Linked DNA regions of Homo sapiens: regions 1 and 3 are each linked to region 2. Evidence: chromatin contacts called from ENCODE Hi-C or POLR2A ChIA-PET data. All regions are on one chromosome and are shown on one strand. The core of a region is the stretch at or near the end of the contact, and the rest is flanking DNA. Distances in the headings are between cores, read along the strand shown.

Region 1 (3,590 bases), core at 1,043-3,542, 36 kb after region 2:
TCTGTTAACAAACACAAAGTATGCTTATTCATTTGAGAGGTGATCCCTTGAAATTAAATATAATTTATAAAACATTTGCTTGAAGAAATTCACACCCATACCCAACTGATATGTCTTCATTAAAATAAAAGCTACATAATAATAAATTTGCCCATATTTCCTTAAATTGTTATTTTATGGTCTTAAGTCCTTTCAAATAACTAAATTCCCTTTGATAAAATTAGAGTAATAAACACCCCCATCTCACAGAGATGTTGTAAGTATCTTAAATGTGACAAAATGTGGTGTCCTTAGGAAGAAAAGAGTTAGGCTTGAAGCCAGACCGACTTAGGCTGGAACTCAGCTCTGCCACTTACCAGCTAGGTGCACTGGGTGAGTTACCCAACCCTCGTGCTTCCTCACAGTAGTATAAAAATAAGGCACTACCAGAGTTGGCATGAGAATAAAGCATTGTATGCCAGATGTGGTGGCTCACGCCTGTAATCTCAGCACTTTGGGAGGCCAAGTTGGGTGGATCTCTTGAGGCCAGGAGTTTAAGACCAGCCTGGCCAACATGTTGAAACCCTATCTGTACTAAAAATACAAAAACATTAGCTGGGCATGGTGGCACATGCCTGTAATCCCTCCTCAGAAGGCTGTAATCCCTACTCATGAGGCTGAGGCACGAGAATCACTTGAACTCCGTAGGCAGAGGTTGCAGTGGGCCGAGATCACATCACTGCAACTCCAGCCTGGGCGACAAAGCAAGAAGCCACCTCAGGGGGAAAAAAAAGACTAAGGCATTGTACTTATAAAGACTTGCATATACAATCAGTGCTTAATAAATGGTAGCTTTAATTTTTAACATCCCATTTGCCAAGTTAAGAAGCTGATTATTTTGGTATTCCTCAGTTTCCAAGGAAGCTTTTGTCTTCATATTTAGTACTCTATACCCATTCATCCATTATTATTTCATATTTATTTCAGCCCATTGTCCACAGAACACAACCGTTTAGTATATTGCTGTTTGTCCTAGATAAAATCATTAAAATGTTGAGTTCTCCTTTCATTTATAATGCCTTTATTACTATAAAATATAGGTCATCAAGCAGGACTGCATTAAAAGTAATAATCAGTAAAACTGATATAATTCATTCTTCCTGTCTAGTAACTTAAATCTACTGTACTTATGAGTACCACTGGGCTTTATTTTATTATGAAATATGTTAATTTCTTTAAAAAACATTTTCTCATGACACTGCTAAAGCTGAGCTTCTTCTTTGATACTTCTTCGCGAGATTTATGTTGAATCTTCTCTGTTGCACTTTTATAGTCACAGAAATACAACTTTCTCAGGCAGGTCAAGACAGGCCTCCCACCCCTACCCCAGAATAAGGAAAATGAGATGGGAAGGAGAGAGAAGTAAACGCGATCAATCTAATGGAAGACAATTGGCAGCTGCTGTTTTGTTTTGCCCAAGACAGGTGATCTAAATTCCATCTATCTACCACTTTAAATTCACTCTAAGGGGAAAGATAAAAGATTAGGTTAAACAACCCTCACCCACATTTATTTTAAAATGTAACAAAGGCCAGCCATGGCGGTGCATGCCTGTAATCCCAGCTACGCGGGAGGCTGAGGCAGGAGAATCCCTTGAACCCGGGAGGCGGAGGTTGCAGTGAGCCGAGATCACACCGCTGCACTCCTGCCTGGGTGACAGAGCGAGACTCTAAAAGAAAAACGTAGCAAAAGTAGCTTCAAATATTTTTATAAATATTAAAGTAGGAGGCGGAGCAAAACGTGTCTAGTAAAACTACAGAAGGAAAAACCCAGTCTTCCGGCAGATGGAGCGGAAAGGGAAAGAAATCCAATCACCATATTAAAGCAGTTGTCCAGTTTAATTAGTAGTGGGAAGAAGGGAAAAATACAGAAAACAAAGGGCGAAGGAGAAGGAAAAGGGAAGAAGCAAGGGGAAAAGAAATAAAACAAAGGAAATGTCCAATAAAGACCAGGAAGGAAGGTCCGCAGGTGGAGACGTGCGTGAGGGCAGGGAGAGAAGGGTAGGAAGAGGGAACGAGAGCGGCACGAAGGCCTGGGATTAGAGAGCGGTGGGAAAAGGGTAGTGGGCCTGGTGAGGGGAGCAGGAGCCAGGCCGGCAAGGGGCAGGCCATCTTACCGAAGCTGTGATGAATGATTCTCCACCCACCAGGTCTTCCCTTATTGAGGTGGAAGCGGTGGCGACGGCTGGCTGGTCCATGGTGGCCTCCTCTCTCTCTAGGCTGAACCTGAGCTCCGGTTGCTAGGAGGCGGGTGTGGCCCGTGGGCTCCCGAGCGCGCGCGCCTGGGACCGCTCCGGGGGACCCGCCAGGTTTGTCTTTAGTGCTGCAGGGAAGGGAAGCGGGCACGCACTTTGAGGTCCCGCGCGAAGAACTGCGCAGAGGAAAACCCTCGAAAAGAGACGGTTATGAAAGCTTGTGAGAAGAAAATCTAGAGGGCTCTGGAGTTGCTAGAGAGCCCTCGGGTAAGGATCTGCGAAAAGGGAGGCTTGTTAAGGGCTTGAGCGTACCCACAATCTCCATTAGTTCCCTTCCAATCCACCACCAATCGCACACCCCAGACAGGGAGGCAGTGTGCTTGGTAGGCATACTTAAGAGAAATCTGCCTTAGCACCCACTTTCTAAGATTGTTTCTAAGCTCCTCCAAATAGAAACTCTGGGGCTGACTTCTCTTGCTTCTGACTTGCAGAGTGGAGTGAGCACCAGACACAGCCGGTTTCACTAGCTGTGAAACCACAGACCACCCCATTCTTCTCAGTATAGACCCTTTTTATTGTCAGCCTCTCTAGGCTGTAGCTTCTTCTTAACCTAGGAACATTCTCACCTTTAAAAACAAACCCTCCACAACCTTAATTTCATTTTATACAGTACCTACTGTATTCCAGGGACTTCACACACATTAGTCTCATTTAATCTTCATACCAACCCTACAAAGTAGGTATTAGTTTCATTTTCTGGATGAGGAAACAAAGGTTTCCTTGGACGTTTAGCACAGTTCACTCAGCATCACACACAAATGGCAGAACCAGAATTAAAATCCAGACCTGACTCTAGAGCTCCACTGCCCTATACCATGAAGTTTCTGCTTCCCTTTACAAACTTTCAAGAGTAATATGGACTCTTTTCTCACTTCCCATACTTTCCTTAAAACATCTTAATCTGGCCTGCACACAGCTTTTAATTAAAATTGCACCTGAACTCACCAGGGATCCAAGTGCCAAATCCAGTGGGGATTTTCAGCTCTTATGAAACTTGGCCTTCAATTTTCATTGCTGCATTGATTATTCCCTCATTCTTGAATCACTCTCCTCCCTTGACTACCAGGACTTGGACGCTGGTTGCATATAATGACTTATTCTGTGCTTATTTCCTTGTCTATAGAGAAGGGGATAATAAAATTGGTACCTATCCACATAGGTTATAAAAAAGATTAACTCGAACTGTTCACAACCATGTCTGGCACAGTGCAGTCAGTAAATGTGAGCTGTCATTACCTTTAGGACAAAAGCAACATTTACAATCCAGTCTCTCGCTTCTCTCTTTTTTTTTGAAACG
Region 2 (3,633 bases), core at 622-3,121:
GTTCAAGTGATTCTCCTGCCTCACCCTCCCGAGTAGCTGGGATTAGAGGCATGCACCACCACACCTGGCTAATTTTGTAATTTTAGTAGAGATGGGGTTTCTCCATGTTGGTCAGGCTGGTCTTGAACTCCTGACCTCAGGTGATCTGCCTGCCTCGGCCTCCTAAAGTGCTGGGATAACAGGCATGAGCCACCATGCCCGGCCCAACAGATAATGTTAAATTGAGTCATCAGTGTCTAATTTGGGGCGCCATGTTTCAAGTTCCCACATTAGCCAGACACACACCTTGTGAATCACAGACTCTCATTTAATATGTATAAGTTTGTGTGTGCTTGCGTGTATACACATTGGTTGGATAACTGACCTTAGACTATCCCTGCCCTGTTGAAGCACAAAGAGAGCATTGATAAAATGTCTCACTTGCCTTTGTATCAACAATGCCTACTTGGCATAGGGTGTCACACACATAAGCATCCAAAATGATTTCTGGAACAGATGAAAGAACTTGCATATGAACTCATTCTACTGCAAAGGGGTCAAGTGGGGAAACCTGGCCTCATGATCAAGCCTCAGTTATCAGGGGGAAGTTGTCACTTTAGAGATAGTACAACATATATATATATATATTTTTTTTTTAATAGAGATGAGGTCTTGCTCTGTTGCCCAGGCTGGTCTTGAACTCTTGGTCTCAAGGGGTCCTCCCACCTTGGCCTCCCAGCATGTTGGGATTATATGGTTAAGCCACTGCACCTGGTCTGACAGCACAATATTGACTACTTGGCTTTAGGTTTTAAGCGAGTTGCTTACGTCAGGGTCCCCAACCCCCAGGCTTCATAGGAGGAGGTGAGGGGTGGGCGAGCAAGGGAGTGAAGTTTCATCTGTATTTATAGCCACTCCCCATCACTCGCATTGCTGCCTGAGCTCCAGCTCCTATCAGATCAGCGGCAGCATTAGATTCTCATAGGAGCAGGAACCCTATTGTGAACCGCACATGCAAGGGATCTAGGTTGTGCACTCCTTATGAGAATCTAATGCCTGATGATCTGTCACTGTCTCCCATCACCCCCAGATGGGACTGTCTAGTTGCAGGAAAACAAGCTCAGGGCTCCCTCTGATTCTACATTATGGTGAGTTGTATAATTATTTCATTATATATTACAATGTAATGATAATAGAAATAAGGTGCACAATAATGTAATGCACTTGAATCATCCCGAAACCATTCCCCACTCCAACCCTGGTCCATGGAAAAACTGTCTTCTGTGAAACCAGTCCCTGGTGCCAAAAAGGTTGGGGACCGCTGCACTAAGTGGTAAGACAGCTCAAAGCCCAGCTTTTGAGGTCACCAAAAAACTAAGCCCTGACTCTATCTCTTAATAGTTGTGTGACCTTGAGCAATTAATGGCCACTTCCTGACCTGTCAAATAGAGATGATAAATTAATACTATCTCCCCAAGTTATGAGGATTACATGAGACAGTCTATGTCAGTCACTGAACATTGCACCTGGCACCAGAAGACACTAAACGGGTGGTAGTCAAGATCATTATCAAAGTTAACCCTACTACATGCTGTAGTTGATTTATAAAGTTTCTTCCAGTTTTAACAATCCTTCACACTTCCATAACTATGAAGCTAATTTTTAGAACAATTAAACTGAATGATAAAATCAACCAAATGAGTTTTCGTATAAAAGCTGAATGGCACATTATAATGTCCTAAGGATTACAGCATTTATCACACGAAGGTTTGAGACATTGTTCTCTCAGCAAACATTGCTTCTTTACCACACCCACACTGCACGCCACCATCTCCCACTGCTGGGATCAAAAGAGTTTCCTCTCTGCAGTTCACAAGTTTGTGGATCTAAACCAAATCCATAAGTCTGCTCTGGGAATGCATGTTTAAGACAGACATGAATCACAGCCCTGGGCTGTTACTTTGCCTTGGAACATTTTCCATAAAAGTATTCTTTTTACTTTTTCAAAGGACAGGATGTTCCAAATCAGTGAATCACTTTTATTTATAAAATGGAATGGATGAGGTGATATCAGTAAAAGTGGCAGAGTAAGCATCTCCCAAAATCTCCTCCATAAAAGCAATAGAACAATGGCAGAAATGGTCACAATCAACTACCTTCTGCTATTTCACATACCAAGTAGATTGTCCTGCCTGAATTATTTTTCAGTTGTTCTGTACTAATAGTAAACAAATCATTATTAACTCACAGCCTTCATTTAAAAGCATGCATTTCAAAGGAAATACAATATCATGCAGTGGAGAAAAAACTTGGTGTCCTAACTGCTTGCTTCCAAAGCCAACTGAACACATGCATTTATCTCCATTCTTTTCCCATCAAATAAAAAAAGACGTAACTATTGTAGAACAGACTAGGGGCTGCTCACCCAGTGCAGTAAGACCAGATACCTAAAGTGAGGTTTGTAGTAGAAAACGGGAAGGCATTTATTTGCAGGGCACCAAGCAAGGAGGGCCAGACAGCTAATGTTTAAGTCCTGACCTCCGCAGTGGCTTGCAGGTAAGAATTTTTAAGGGTAGGGCTAAATGTGGGGAAAGCAGACATTACAGGCAAAATTGTAAATTATATATGGAGGTTATACATTGGTTTTATTTAGCCTAAAAGGGTGACATTGCATGAACCAAGGGCTTACAGGTCATAGGTACATTTAAAGATTTTCTGATTTGCAGTTGGATAAAAAAGAGGCTTGGTTTAAAAATTGGGGGCCAGGCCAGGGGCGGTGGCTCATGCCTGTAATCCCAGCCCTTTGGGAGGCTAACGTGGGTGGATCACTTAAGGTCAGGAGGTCAAGATCAGCTTGGGCAATATGTTGAAACCCCTTCTCTACTAAAAATACAAAAATTAGCTGGGCGTGGTGGCCCACACCTGTAATCCCAGCTACTAGGGAGGCTGAGGCAGGAGAATCACTTGAACCCGGGAGGTGGAGGTTGCAGTGAGCCGAGATTGTGCCGCTGCACTCCAACGTGGGCGACAGAGTGAGACTCTGTCTCAAAAACAAAAACAAAAAACAAACAAACTGGGGACCAGCAGAAAAGAATGTTAGCTCTGGCTTGTGGGTGTGACTTTTTCCAGGTCCCACCTGAAAGAAATTTAGGATAAGAATGTGGTCCCAGCTATTCAGGAGGCTGAAGCAGGAGAATGGCGTGAACCTGGGAGGTGGAGCTTGCAGTGAGCTGAGATCACGCCACTGCACTCCAGCCTGGGCGAAAGAGCAAGACTCCGTCTCAAAAAAAAAAAAGAATGTGGTTAGAGTTTAGTCCCAGTTCCCCCTTATTTGACATCTATGGACCTGGCACATTCATTTGGTGGGGGTCCGGGTTTCAGTCATATGTTAAGAGGTCATAGGGGTAGCAAACATCCTGTGATTTTAGTGTTCTTGGCTATTGTTTTTGGCTACTGTTATCTTTTTTTTATTAAGTTATTTACTTCTCAGGGCTAGCTATCAATAGGTATCTGAAAAAATTTTTGAAGGAATTTAAAATATAAAAAACATTTATGTTTGGTGGGGCATCCAGGTCCCTAAGAGGGGGTTCCTGTTCTATCTCACCCTACCCCCGCAACACACAACTATACATACACATACACAAAGAGCCAAGA
Region 3 (3,520 bases), core at 102-2,601, 42 kb before region 2:
GCATCGAAGCCAAGACCTGGGCCCACCTGGGGAGGGATGTGGGAAAGGAAGGATGGGAGGGAGGACCCTCTGGGAAAATGTGGATTTGAGCTGGTGAGAGTGTTGCTAAGGCTGGGCTAAAGCCTGGAGAGGGTAGGAGGAGGCAAGAGGGGTCCAGGCAGGGCTGATCCTGGCCTCTGACCTGTCCAGGGCGACCCCTGAAGCCCCTGCTGCCTCTGGGCATTGCTGGGAGAGGCCAAGGCAGGACTCACGTCTGAACAGAGATCCCCTCGGGCATTGCTGATGGGCCACCTTCAGCTGCAGGGAAGAAGCCTAGGAGAGGAGGCATGGGAGGGACCTGGGCCTTGTTCAGATTGGCCACCTCTGCTGAGAAGTCCATACCAGTACACCCCTAATAAGTTATGCCACATACCAACGTACTGTGGATATTATAACCTGCATTAAAACAACTCTAAAGAACGCTGCTCATTTACACAGAAGCTCTGTTTCTTCCTGTACCCCAGGGGGTCACCATAGCACCCCCAAGGCTGCAGCCACCTCATTTTGAAGACAGCTGCCCTGAGGCTTCCCCTCAAACCCAGGGCTGTTCTTGGCCGTCTGGACTCTTCCCTCTTGCCGCGCCTCCCGGCGGCCTGGCCTCCCCCAGTGCCCACCCTCCGCGCCACGCTCAGCCAGACATTGCTGTCCCCATAAGGAAGGGCTTTGCTTGCAGCCTTTGGGTGCCCAGCTTCTCTTGCTGTGGCCTTATTTTAAGGTAACACATTTACAAGCTTGAGTGATTGAACACTTGGTATCAAACTTCTTGTCATGTACCCTAACCCCCAGCTGATGGCCTCCTTGGGCGAGAAGTACAGGCCACCTTAGGTGGCAGGGGGTGTCTGCCAGCCTGGGGGAGAGGCTTAGAAACTCATCCTGCCGGGAGGGGAATGGAGGGAATGTGGAAGGAGGGAAGGCTCTGCCTTCCTCTTCTGACGGGAACAGGGTTTCCCAAGCTGACCTTAAGTTGGTCGAATGTTGGAGAGTCACGCAGCGGTGGAGACCTGCTCAGGGCCCCAGGCACTGCCTTACCCCATTTGCCCATCTGCAGGCCCTGTGCTCACAAAGAAACCCTCACTGGAGAGTGAGGCACCTGGCTCCTGTGTCTAAACACACCATGCTGGGACCAGGGTTAGAGTCTGGGGACAGACCTCAGACTGCCTCTCACCCCCTCAGACTTCCACCCACGTGCCACTTTCCAGGACACAGCTCCCACTTGTGCACTTACATATGAATAGTGTTTCCTGCAGGCACAAATATGAATGGCATTTCAGCCGCCACCACCCAGACTCCTTTCTGGTACCAAAGTGCTCATTGTTGCACTCCTATCCCCCACCCAGCACTCAGATGTCGTCACTGTGCAAATATTTCTTGGGCTTGGGAAGCCTCTGACTAACCAAACCTCCCCATCCGCCTAGACTTTGATGATGACCCACGGGCAGGGAGCCTCATGCCTAAGTGGCCTGTGAAACTGACCCATGAGGTACTGATCCAAAGGATCCTGAGAGGTCAGGGAGTTCCTGACTCGAAAGGATCCCCCCACCACCCGTCCCCTGCCAGAAACTTCTTAGAATTTTCATCAAGCTCTTTCAGTTGCAAAGAACAGAGACACCCTGAAGGTAACTCAAAAGATAAGAGGGAGCTCACTGGAGCCCTAGGGCAGGAAATGGAGTGCCCAGGCCTGGGGCCAAAGCAGCCACACACCGTGAAGGAGACAGCAGGGTGACACTGCAGTCACCAGTCTGAGCTTGAAGGTGCAGCTCTACCACTACGAGCTGTGTGGCCTTGAGCAAGTTTCTTAATCTCTCTTCAGCCGTTTCTTCATCTGTACAATAAGAATGGTGGTATAGTGCCTGCTCTGTGGATTATGATTAAGTGATCCTAGAACAGTGCCTGGCCCATAGTAATTGCTCAATACACATCAGCAATTATCACTCAATACACGTGAGCAATTATCTTCTCTGCCTTTGCTGGCTCCACCCTCCTCTTCCCGCTACTGACTTCACGGAGAGGTGCTGCTCCCCTAGAACCATATTCAACACTGCCCTGGCCCTCCAGCCCCACTCCTGACTGACCTACCACCTACAGCACTTTGGCCACTCCCCTCCTAATGGCTAAATCTTGAACGAGAGGATCTGATTGGTCCCACTCATATTTCCATGGGTCACTAGGCAGCCCGCAGACTGATTTTCCTTGGATAGGTGCCTTCTCTTGATCCAATCAGCTATGACCAGGAGCCATGGGCCTCAGGACACATACGGCTGCTTTTGCAGCTGGAGTGCTAAGTGGGCAATGCCCTGGGCCCTTCTGGTCCCCTGCCTGTGTCAGCCCATCACGCCATGCCATGTCCTTTCTGGGCAATGGGTACAATGCAGGTCCCTCTAGAGAGGGCAGACAACAGAACACAGCCCCTTAAACACCCTCCTTTCTCCTTCGCATCATCATCACCTTAGGGTCCATCCATGGAGGGGCTCCTGTCCTGCTTCTGGTCTTGGAATGAAGATGACAATGGGAATAGTAACATGCCTCCTGCACTGTACTGCTAATACGATGCTTCACTTACCAGTGAACTCTCTTCTAATCACTCCTTTGATTGGGAACCTCTCCAATCGACAACCTTGGGAGGTGGGTTTTGTCCCCAAGAAAGGTGAAGAGATCACGGGGCCTCCACTCTCAGTGACTTGGTACAGGGCAGGGCCTGGGAGCACAGGGCCTTGCCCTTGGAAGACACTGTGTAGTGCCGCCTCACCCATTCTGGGCAGAGGCAGGAGCCTCCCCAAATCGCCGGAGCAGAAGGACCCCTCTGGGATCCATGGAAATTCGCATCACCAGGAGTCCTCTACGGGAGTGCCCAGGAGAGGAAGATACATGGGTCCAGGGGCCTCTTGGGTGCCCGGAACCCCCACTTGCCAGCCCCGCCCCACCACCAGCTTCGCCCCACTGGCTGCAGAGGAATGACAGTGCTCTGCGATGCCTACTACCCCAGCTCCTCTGCAGTGGGAGTAGAGGACCCTTAAGCAGCGGTCACACAAGAGGCTGGACATTGCCCCAAATAGGGTGTTCAGAAGATGCCCGAAAGCATGGGCAGCCATGGGAACTGCGTTGGGTCGTGGGGCCCCACGATCCTAACCACTCGCTGATGGCATCGTGGCTGGGTTCCAGAACCAGTATGTCCCCCATGGGCTGGCCCACAGCCTCAGAGATGCTGACACCCCCACATAGGGGCCCCCAACACAGGTGGGGGCTGTCATTGTTCTCTTGTTCTTGTTCCCGCTCACCCTCAGTCTCTCACTCTCTTAACTGTCTCTGGAATTTGGCAAGAAGTCCTTGTGGACTTCTTTAAAAACACGTATCATTGTTTCTTGAACCATTTGAGAACAGGTTGCATAAATGGTGCCCTGTTCCCCTTAATACTTCAGTGTGTGTTTACCAAGAACAAAGGTCATCCCTGTATCTAACCACAGCAGAGTTAACAAATAGGACA

What was found. Hi-C counts contacts between places; a loop is a spot of excess contacts on that map. ChIA-PET counts read pairs that join two places held with the same protein, here RNA polymerase II (POLR2A). Pooled maps may share reads with other maps.
Region 1: a map of IMR-90 shows a loop between it and region 2 (2.2-fold over the local background). The contact joins the promoter of STPG4 here to the enhancer-like site in region 2. A Hi-C loop is called at or near these places in 3 of 168 maps with a recorded cell type or tissue (HepG2, IMR-90 and posterior cingulate gyrus). POLR2A ChIA-PET finds 5 or more read pairs at or near these places in 10 of 52 experiments (B cell, CD8-positive, alpha-beta memory T cell, GM12878 and 7 more).
Region 3: a map of PC-3 shows a loop between it and region 2 (4-fold over the local background). The contact joins two enhancer-like sites. A Hi-C loop is called at or near these places in 3 of 168 maps with a recorded cell type or tissue (Caco-2, HepG2 and PC-3) and 2 of 50 pooled maps. POLR2A ChIA-PET finds 5 or more read pairs at or near these places in 3 of 52 experiments (HepG2, Panc1 and activated CD4-positive, alpha-beta T cell).

What each region holds. Positions count from the first base shown.
Region 1 is chr2:47,153,016-47,156,605 of GRCh38, forward strand. It overlaps STPG4 (sperm-tail PG-rich repeat containing 4), which reads right to left and starts at 2,293. Exons shown (of 7, transcript NM_001163561.2): 1 at 2,156-2,293; 2 at 1. The coding sequence starts at 2,236. RefSeq lists an enhancer at 2,811-2,970.
Region 2 is chr2:47,117,305-47,120,937 of GRCh38, forward strand. All of the region lies in intron 5 of STPG4 (sperm-tail PG-rich repeat containing 4), which reads right to left. Among named protein-coding and RNA genes, the nearest start is that of STPG4, 36 kb to the right of the region's middle. Within about 2 kb of position 1,872, at least 3 of the 41 ENCODE cell types and tissues checked have a DNase peak (open chromatin) inside an H3K27ac peak, as active enhancers do; they include IMR-90 and PC-3, where a contact is called at or near this core.
Region 3 is chr2:47,075,665-47,079,184 of GRCh38, forward strand. TTC7A (tetratricopeptide repeat domain 7A) reads left to right here. Exons shown (of 20, transcript NM_020458.4): 20 at 1-459. Among named protein-coding and RNA genes, the nearest start is that of STPG4, 78 kb to the right of the region's middle. Within about 2 kb of position 1,352, at least 20 of the 41 ENCODE cell types and tissues checked have a DNase peak (open chromatin) inside an H3K27ac peak, as active enhancers do; they include PC-3, where a contact is called at or near this core.